2 separate regions of the Homo sapiens genome follow, and region 1 is linked to region 2. Evidence: chromatin loops called from intact Hi-C (ENCODE). Cell type or tissue: heart left ventricle. All regions are shown on one strand.

Evidence for each region. A loop is a pair of places that touch in the nucleus more often than their neighbours do. Peaks named below come from ENCODE experiments on the same cell type or tissue, not always from the same donor. Only the 100,000 strongest peaks of a DNase experiment are listed, where the experiment ranks them.
Region 1: it touches region 2 in a loop (3-fold over the local background); 7 of 110 quality-filtered maps call a loop at or near these places.

Annotation. Positions count from the first base shown.
Region 1 is chr10:125,362,175-125,367,174 of GRCh38, reverse strand. No RefSeq gene overlaps it. Among named protein-coding and RNA genes, the nearest start is that of CTBP2, 200 kb to the right of the region's middle. In heart left ventricle, no CTCF peak of the experiment used is centred here; no DNase peak of the experiment used is centred here.
Region 2 is chr10:125,172,435-125,177,434 of GRCh38, reverse strand. No RefSeq gene overlaps it. Among named protein-coding and RNA genes, the nearest start is that of CTBP2, 14 kb to the right of the region's middle. In heart left ventricle, no CTCF peak of the experiment used is centred here; no DNase peak of the experiment used is centred here; H3K27ac peaks cover 187 bases.

The DNA.
Region 1 (5,000 bases), 190 kb before region 2:
TAGTTTCTTAAGACAGAAGTTAAGTTTTTCAACTCAGATCTTGCTTTTTAAAACATGGCTATTTAGAACTATAAATTTCCCTCCAATCACTGTTTTCGCTACATCTCATGAGTTTTGGTGTGTTGTGTTTTCATTTTCATTGATTCAAAGGATGTTCTAATTTCCCTTGTGATTTCTGCTTTGATTCATTGGTTATTTAGGAGTGTGTTAATTTCCTCAAATTAGTAATTTTCCCAAATTTCCTTCTGTTACTGATTTCTAATTTCATTCCATTTGGTTGGAGAACATACTTTGTATGATATCAACACTTGTGAGTGAATTTGGATTTGTTTTATGGCTTAACATATGGTCTATCCTGAAGAATGTTCCATTCGCACTTAAAAAGAATATGTATTCTGCTGTTGGGCAGAGTGTGCTATAGATTACTTTTAGGCCTACTTAGTTAATAGCATTGCACATATCTTCTGTTTCCTTGTTTACCTTCTTCCTGGTTGTCTATCTATTATTGAAATTAAGGTATTGAAGTCTACAACTATTATTGCTGAATTGTCTATTTCTGCCTTCAATTCTGTCAGTTTTTGTGTCATGCACTTTAAAACCCTATGTTAGGTGCACATGTGTTTATCATTGTTAAATCTTCTTGATATGTTGACTCTTTAATCACTATAAAATGTCTTCCTTTGTCTCTAGTAAAGATTTTTTTCTTAAAGTCTATTTTGTCTGATATTAGTTTAATCACTCTAGCTCTTTTCTGATTACTGTTTGCCTGGTATATCTTTTCGTATCCCTTCACTTTCAACCTATTTGTGTCTTTGAATCTAAAAGGTACCTCTTGTAGACAGCATATAGTTGAATCATTTTTTACCCATCTGCCAATATTTGTCCTTTAGTTGGAGTGTTTAATCCATTCCATTTAATATAATTACTGATAAGATTTTTGTCTGCCATTTTTCTATTTACTTTATATGTCTTATGCCTTTTTGTATTTCTGTATTCCTCCATTACTGCTTTTTTGTGGTAATTATTTTCTCATATGTTATTTTAATTTTATTATCATTTCTTTTGCCCCTCCTTTTTTTTATTTTTATTTTTTTTTGAGACAGAGTCTTGCTCTGTCACCCAGGCTAGAGTGCAATGGCATGATCTTGGCTCACTGCAACCTCCGTCTTCCAGGTTCAAGCAATTCTCCTGCCTCAGCCTCCCGAGTAGCTGGGATTACAGGCATGCACCACCATGCCCAGCTAATTTCTATTTTTAGTAGAGATAGGGTTTCACCATGTTGGCCAGGCTGGTCTCGAACTTCTGACCTCAGGTGATCTGCCCGCCTCAGCCTCCCAAGGTGCTAGGATTATAGGCATGAGCCACCATGCCTGGCCTTGCCCCCATTTCTTAAAGTTATTTTCTTAGTACTTGCCTTAGGGATTACCATTAACATCCTAAACCAACTTAAGTTAAATATTATCTAAAAACTATGCTCTTATATAGCATTATTTTCTCCTCCCATTCTTTGTGCTGTTATTGGCATACAAATTACATTTTTATACACCTTATGTCAGTTAACACAAATTTATAAGCATGAAGAAAGGAAGAATTACAAACAAAAATACATTAATATTGCCTTTTGTATTTACCTATGTAGTTACCTTTACTGGTGCTCTTTATTTCTTCTTTCTTATCTAATGTTCTTTCATTTCAACCTTAAGGACTCCCTTTAGTATTTTTCCTCAGCCAGATCTGCTAAGAACAAAATCTCCCTATTTTTGTTTATCTGGAAATATTTTGACATCTTCTTCATTTTGAAGGATAATTTTGCTGGATATAATTCTTGTTTGACAGTCTTTTCTTTCAGCATTTTGAATATGTCACTCACTGACTCCTGGCTCCCATAGTTTCTGATAAATCTTGTTGAGAATCCTGTGTATGTGATGAGTAGCCTCTTCCTGGCTGCTTTTAAGATTTCCTCTATGTCTTTGGCTTTTAACAGTTTGGGTATGATATATTTAGGTGTGAATCTCCTTTCAGTTTATTTGATGTTTGTTGAGCTTTTTGAATATATACAGTGATGTTTTTCATCAAATTAGGAAAGTTTGGGGTGATTACTTTTTTAAATATTTTCTTGCCCCATCCTCTCTCTCCTCTCCTTCTGGCATTCACAGTATGCGTATGTTGGTATGCTTCATGGAATCCCACAGATCTCAAGGCTGTTCACTTCTTTGTTGTTGTTGTTTTTTCCTCTCTCTCTTTATCCTTGGACTGGAAAATTATCTTACTGACATGCTCAAATCTGTTGTTAAGCCTCTCTGATAAATTTTTTATTTCAGTAATTGTACTTTTCAATTTGAGATTTTCTATTTGGTCCTTTCTCATAATTTCTATCTCTTTTGATATTCTATTTTTGGTGAAACATCATTCTAATATTTTAATTTTTTATAAATGGTTTCCTTTAGCTATTTGAATATTTTAAATAAGTAAACCAATGTCTGGAGTTCCTTGGGGATAATTTCTATTGACTGGGTTTTCTTTCCCACTGTGTATCAACAATGCTTTCTTGTTTATTTGCAAGTCTTGTGTTTTTTGTTGTTGCTGCTGCTGAAAACTGGATATTTAAAATAATATAATGTGGCAACTCTGGAAATCAAATTATTCCCTCTCTGCAGGGTTTGTTGTTGCTGTGGTTGTTTTCTTGGTGACTTTTCTGAACTACTTCTATAAAGTCTTATTCTTTGTTGTGTGTAGCCATTGAAGTGTTTGTTCAGTTAGCTCAGTTGTCAGCCAGTGATTGGGCAGAAATTTCCTTAAATGCCTATTACCAATAGGTTTCCTAGTCTTTGCTGAGGAGTTTTGTGTGCATGTTGGGGGTATTACTTCAACACTTAGCCAGGCCGTTTAAAAATCAATCTTGGCCTTCACTTCCTGCTTATGCAGAGTCTCAAAATTATCCAAAGTGGAGAGCACAGGGCCTTCTCAGGGCCTTCCTGAGCAGGGGCATAGCCCTTGGGCATGTGCACAGTCCTAAACATGTGCCTGGCCTTCTAGATTCCCAAGACTATATCAAAGCCTTTCAAAGACCCCTGTGGACATTTCATTTCCTAGCTTTTCCTTTTAAGCTTTTAGGTTTGTGTACTGTTTCCCCAAACTGTTATCTACCATCTTGGGAAGCTGTAATGTTAAACAATTGCCTAATTGTTTTAGACAACTGTCCCTGGGGAAAAAAAGCTGTTCACACTGGATGAGCTACCAGTCAGATCAAATAAAGACAGCCTTGTGTGGGGGTCTTCCAGAAACCACTAGACAAGTCAGATAGTGGCAATTCTCTGGAAATGAGGCTTTGAAGGAGCTTCAGCTCTGTTCTTCCCTTTCCAGGGTCTGCCAGGCCACTGGTTTTCACCATGATTGCAGACTATTGGTTTTCAAGGTTACTACTACGGAGCTCAGGAGTGGGCAATAGTAATAAGGCCAATTAGATTGCCATAAAGCTTGCATTTCATACAAAGATACAGTCGTTTTTCTTGAATAAATGCTCCCCAGATTGCTGCAAGCCTTTGGTTAACTTCAGCAAACGTTGACTCTGACCATTTTTGCCGATGATCTCATTGTTTCTATAGAGGAGATGATTTTTGGAGGTCCCTGCTCCACCTTTTTTGCTGATATCACCTCCACCTCAACCATCCTATGGTGCCTTTAAGAGGAAAGTATGATTCATGGTCCAGATATCAACAGTGAGAGCTCTGCTCTTGAGGCTGCAGTAGGCAGGTTGGGATTTATGGAGCAGAAGGAACTTAAAGAGAACCTTGAAAGAGAGAATTTTAAGTAGTCTACCTGACAGAGTAGGGAGGAGGGTACAGCACCTTCCAGAAAGAGGAAATACTGGGGTGTTTATTGTTGTAGTAAATGTTTTTAGTTCAGACAAGAAAGTCACTATAGACTCAATATCAAAAAGTACAAAAGAAAAAATAGATTTCCAATGCGTGCAAGCCTCTGATCCTATCATGGGGCCATGTGACTCATTTAGACCAATCAAATGTGAGTGAAAATAAAGATGGACACCTTCGGGCCCAAGAGGGCTAGGGCATAGCTCTTTATCCACCCACTGAATGAAGGGGATTGTGAGGCCCTGGAGGAGGCATAGCCATGAGCTGGAAGGAGCCTAGGTCCATTATATTGGTACTGGACTTGTCCTGAGCAAAACTTTACTTCTAGTGTGTTAAGCTACTGGGATTTCAGAATTTTTCTTTTACAACTACCGGCATTATCTTAACTAATACAAACATCATTAATCCTGAATTTTTTTTTACATATTCCTTTCTAGTTCTTATCAGCGTGCATTTACTTTTGCATAGCTGTTATCATAGCATACAGACCATTTGTATTCATTTTTTAACATATAGATCTATTAAGATATTTTCCATGTCCACCATTATCTTTATAGTTATCATTTTCAATAACTAGATAATATTTCACTGAACAAATGTAAACATGTCTCCGATTGAACATTTGTTTTTCAATTATTTTTGTCTTTTTGAGAAAAAACAAAACAAAACAAAATAACCAAAGAAATACAGTGTTCTCAATGGGGTAGAAGAACCTATTGTCAAACAACTTTACTATTAGCTGGTTAATATACACAGAGAGCTCAGGAGAATGAGATGGCTTTCCCTCAGCGTCACTTGTGATTGAGACCCACGCTGGAGGACCCTGGAGGACCTTATTCTCTTTCCTCTGCTTCTCACCCCTGGGGTCCTCTCCTCCACCTTCAGCATTTGGTTCCGTCCCATTCCATCCAGGGAGACCCAGAGGATCCCTCCACAATCCCTGTCTCCCACAGACACAAAGACACAATTTCTGATCTTGCCTTGAAGCCTGCCTGGAACAACAATTAAACACCTCCCTCAAATCAGTCGGGAGTGTGGCAGGAGACAGAGAACAGATTTTAATTATGTCATCTGAGGATCGTTTCACAAAGAAATGATCTGTAAGGTGTGAGCACGGAGTAACAAAAC
Region 2 (5,000 bases):
GCACCACCACACCCAGCTAATTTTTGTATTTTTAGTAGAGACGGAGTTTCACTATGTTGGCCAGAATGGTCTCGATCTCCTGTCCTCGTGATCCGCCCGCCTTGGCCTCCCAAAGTGCTGGGATTATAGGCGTGAACCACCACGCCCGGCCTAAAGTGTCTTTTTAACATAATAGTATGTCATGACCATATTACAATGCCATTAAATATTCTTTTTTAACAGGTGTATTGACAAATAATTGATATAGAGAACAACTGCGCGGTACTTAATGTACACAATTGGGTGAGTCTGGACATACACATACACCCGTGATACTTTCACCACAATCAAGGTAATAAACATATCCATCATCTCCAAAAATCTCATCCTTTTTTTTGTTTTGTTTTTTGGTGTTTTTTGTTTGGTTGGTTTTGGTGATAAGAATACTTAACATGAGATCTTTCCCCCCTTAGCAAATTTGTAAGTGCATGTATTGTTAATTATAAAAATATGAGTGCTATGTTGTACAGCAGGTCTCTAGAACCTATTCGCCTTGTATAACTGTAACTTTATACCCATTGAACAGCTCGTTTCTCCCTACCCCATCTCCTTGCAATTACCATTCTATTTGCTGCTTATATCAGTTCAACTATTTTAGATACCTTATGTAAGTGGAATCATGCAGTATTTGTCCTTCTGTGGCTGACTTATTTCACTTAGCATAATGTCTTCCAGGTCCATCCATGTTGTTGCAAATGATACAATTTCCTTCTTTTTTAAAGCTGCATACTATTCCATTGTATGTATATACCACGTTTTCTTTATTCATTTGTCAATGGACATTAAGGTTGTTTCCACCTCTTGGCTATTGTGCATAATGCTGCAGTGAACATGGATGTGCAAATATCTCTTTGAGAGTCTGCTTTGAATTATTGTAGATATACGCCCAGAAGCAGGATTGCCGGATCATAAGGTAGTTCTATTTTTAATTTTTTGAGGAACCTCCATACTGGTTCCATAGCAACTGCGCCATCTTACATTCTCACCAACGGTGCATAAGGGCTCCAATTTCTCTGCATTCCTCAGCAATACTTGTTTTCTGTTCTTTTGACAGCAGCCATGCTAATGGGTGTGATGCGATATCTCATTGTGATTTAATTTCCATTTCTCTAATCGTCAGTGATGTTGAGCATCTTTTCAGATAGTCCTTGGCCATTTTTGAGACTTTTAACACATATTGCCAAACCTTCCTCCAGAAATATTGGGCCAGTTGAAATTCCCACCAAGAATGTGAGGACGATTCTCCTTGCTTCTAGTCAACATCGTGTGTCTGTCAAGTTTTTAACTTTCTGCAAATAATGTCGATGAAATATTAAGCAAGCTGTTCACATTTGCCTTGTAACAGTAGCAGCTGGACACTATCTTTGAAGATAAAATGTCTCTGAGCCGGACGTTGCTGACCTCAATTTTCTTCTATGACCAGCGACACTGGAATCCTAGTCTTTGTTTTGGAGAGCTTTCAGTATCCCTTTCCTGTTTTAAACACTTGTATTGCTCCTGAGTTTTATCATTAAGATTTAAACGGCCGTTGAATTTGGGGCATTTTGGGCATTCACATCAAAGATTGCTCCAGAAAGAAGCCCTTGGGTTTGAGTGACAGGCTTAAGAAAACCTTGCCTTGTTATTCATGGGTCTCTACTATGGGGTCCATTGTCTTACGCTGCTGTTCTTGCCAATTCTTCCATAATACAGTAAAAATCAAAGCCTTAAGTAATAGGAGGTTATTTGCAAATGTTATTCTTTTTTTTTTTTTAGTAGCGCGATTCCTTGTTAACAAATGGAATATATTGAAAACTCTTTTGAGAATCCTCATGAGTAGGCAGAGGCTGGACAGTCTGTTCCCAGCCACCAGTGGTGACAAGGTGAAAGCCAGAAAATGGCTCTGTGTCAGCTACTAATGTTTCTCCCAAGGAGCCTCTTTTTAAAATTAGGGTTTCACACATTTCCCAAGTGTGTGTTCATGTGAGCTGAAAAGTTATGACCGCTTTTCAGTCCAGCAATTCACTAGGCATTTCCTCCATGTTCACTTCATGGATGAAGTGAATGCAGCCACTTTCAAAGTGTAGCTGAGGACCAGACTTCCCTGACAGGTGTTTCCAGAAGCAGCAGGTTTGGAGCCGGCAAGATCCCCTGGGATTCTTAAAACCATCTAACGACTTGGTAAAAGGCAAGAGCCATAAGAAAGAGCCACAGCCCAAATGTCATGTTATCAGCAAACCAATCATGTAATTATTTCTGCCCTCGCTCATCATGAAAATGTATGTGAACCACAGCCCAGCGTTGTGGCATGTTCCTGTCATCCCAGCTACTCAGGAGGCTGAGGCAGGAGGACTGCTTGAGTCCAGGAATTTGAGGCTAGAGTGAGCTATGATTGCACCTGTGAATATTGCCACTGTATTCCAGCCTGGGCAACAGGCTCTTGTTGTTGTTTTGTTTTGTTTTGTTTTTGTTTTTTTTGTTTTGAGACAAGGTCTCACCCTATAACCCAGGCTGGAGTGCAGTGGTACTATCTTGGCTCATTGCAACCTCCACCTCCTGGGTTCAAGCAATTCTCCACCTCAGCCTCCCAAATAGCTGTGATTAACAGGCACCCACCACTGTGGCCGGCTAATTTTTGTATTTTTAGTAGAGAGGGGGTTTTGCCATGTTGGCCAGGCTGGTCTCAATATCCTTTTTCATAAAAAAAAGCATGGACAGGGGGTAGCATGACCTTTGGTGGAAAGACACAGGCAGCCCCAGGCAACCTGGTGGGGATGGTGGGAGGAGGGAGAGAAGGCGGGGAGACAGGGAAATCAAAACACTGACCTCCGCTTCCTCCTTCTTTCTAATCCACTGTGGTTCCCCATTGTCCAGACCCAACTGAAAGCCAGTGGGTGAGCGGTTGGTGTTGTCTACACAGTTCAGCCTTCCAGGACAGAGAGTAGAGTGGGAAACGACGTAGGGTAGATCTGGAGGACAAATGAAGACGTCTGGCACGTCAGAGTAAACGGAAAATAAGAATGTGTAAATGCAGTGAAGCCGGGGATTAGTGACAGCATGTAAAATGTGTTCTATAAGGTATTCTGCAGCTGCTAGAGTGAGTTCAGATTTGGGGTATGTGCTTCCTACCAATTAGCACAGAGAGGGAAATCTGCTTGGAAGCAGATCCGTGGTGTCCATTAGGTAAAAGGAAGCTCAGGAGGAGACCCGCTGCTGAAGGAGGAGGCATGCTCTATGTGGAACTTGTTTCAGTCATGCTGTGGGACAGCAAAAGGAAATTGGTTAAAGAATTGGCTGCTATTCTCTGCCAGCTCAGGATTTATAAAGCTTCCCTCCCTATACTCACCTGGTGGATTGCTGCTGTCTTTAAAAGTTCTCTTGAGGCCGAGCACAATGGCTCACGCCTATAACCCCAGCACTTTGGGAAGCTAAACTGGGAGGCTTGCTTGAGCCCAGGAGTTCAAGGCCAACCTGGTCAACATAGCAAGACCTTGACTCCCTTAAAAAAATTTTTTTTTTAGTTTTAGTTTGTTTTTGCTTATGTTTTTTAAAATATAGAGATGAGGTCTTTCTATGTTGCCCAGGCTGGTCTTGAACTCCTGGGCTCAAGCAATCCCTCCACCTCGGCCTCCCAAAGTACTGGGATTACAGGCATGAGCCACAATGACCGGCCAAAAAAATTCTTTTTTTAATTAGTCAGAAGTGGTGGCACACACCTGTAGTCCCATCGACTTGGGAGGCTGAGGCAGATGATCTCTTGTGTCCAGAAGTTTGAGGTAACAGAGCCTGGGCAACAGAGCAAGACCTTGCCTCTTAAAAAATAATAATAATAATGCCGAGCACTGTGGCTCACACCTGTAATCCCAGCACTTTGGGAGGCCGAGGCAGGCAGATCACAAGGTCAAGAGTTTGAGACTAGCCTGGTCAATACGGTGAAACCCTGTCTCTACTAAAAAATACAAAAATTAGCCGGGTGTGGTGGCAGGCACCTGTAGTCCCAGCTACTCAGGAGGCTGAAGCAGGAGAATTGCTGGAACCCAGGAGGCAGAGGGTGCAGTAAGCTGAGATCACGCCACTGCACTCCAGCCTGGGAGACAGAGAGAGACTCCATCTCAAAAAAAAAAAATATTGCCAGGCATGTAATCCCAGCACTTTGGGAGGTCAAGGCGGGTGGATCACCTGAGGTCAGGAGTTCGAGACCAGTCTGGCCAACATGGTGAAACCCCATTTCTACTAAAATAAAAAAGTTAGCCGGGTGTGGTGGCGGGCACCTGTAATCCCAGCTACTCAGGAGGCTGAGGCAGGAGAATCACTTGAACCCGGGAGGCAGAGGTTGCAGTGAGCCGAGATTGCAACACTGCACTCCAGCCTGGGAAAAAAAAAATTATCTTGATTCTCGATATGGCAAAATCACTGAATGCACAGGAAGATGGCTCAGTCCTGGGGTCAGACCCCTGCTGTAACTGTTAATTCCCTGTGACCTATTGGAATGGACTCAATCACCCTATGCCTTAGTTTCTCAGTCTGTAAAATGGGTATCATGGCCGGATGCAGTGGCTCACGCCTGTAATCCCAGTACTTTGGGAGGCTGGAGCGGGCGGATCACCTGACGTCAGGAGTTCGAGACCAGCCTGGCCAACGTGGTGAAACCCTGTGTCTATTAAAAGTACAAAAATTAGCCAGGTGTGGTGGCATACACCTGTATTTGCAGCTACTCAGGAGGCGAGGTAGGAGAATTGCTCGAACCCAGGAGGCAGAGGTTGCGGTGACCCGAGATTATGCCATTGCACTACAGCCAGGGTGACAGAGTGAGAGTCCATCTCAAAAAAAAAAAAAAAAAAAAAAGGAATCATTAGGCCGGATGAGGTGACTCCCACCTGTAATCCTAGCACTTTGGGAGGCCAAGGCAGGCAGATTACCTGAGGTCGGGAGTTTGAGACCAGCCTGGTCAATGTGGTGAAACCCCATCTCTACTAAAAATA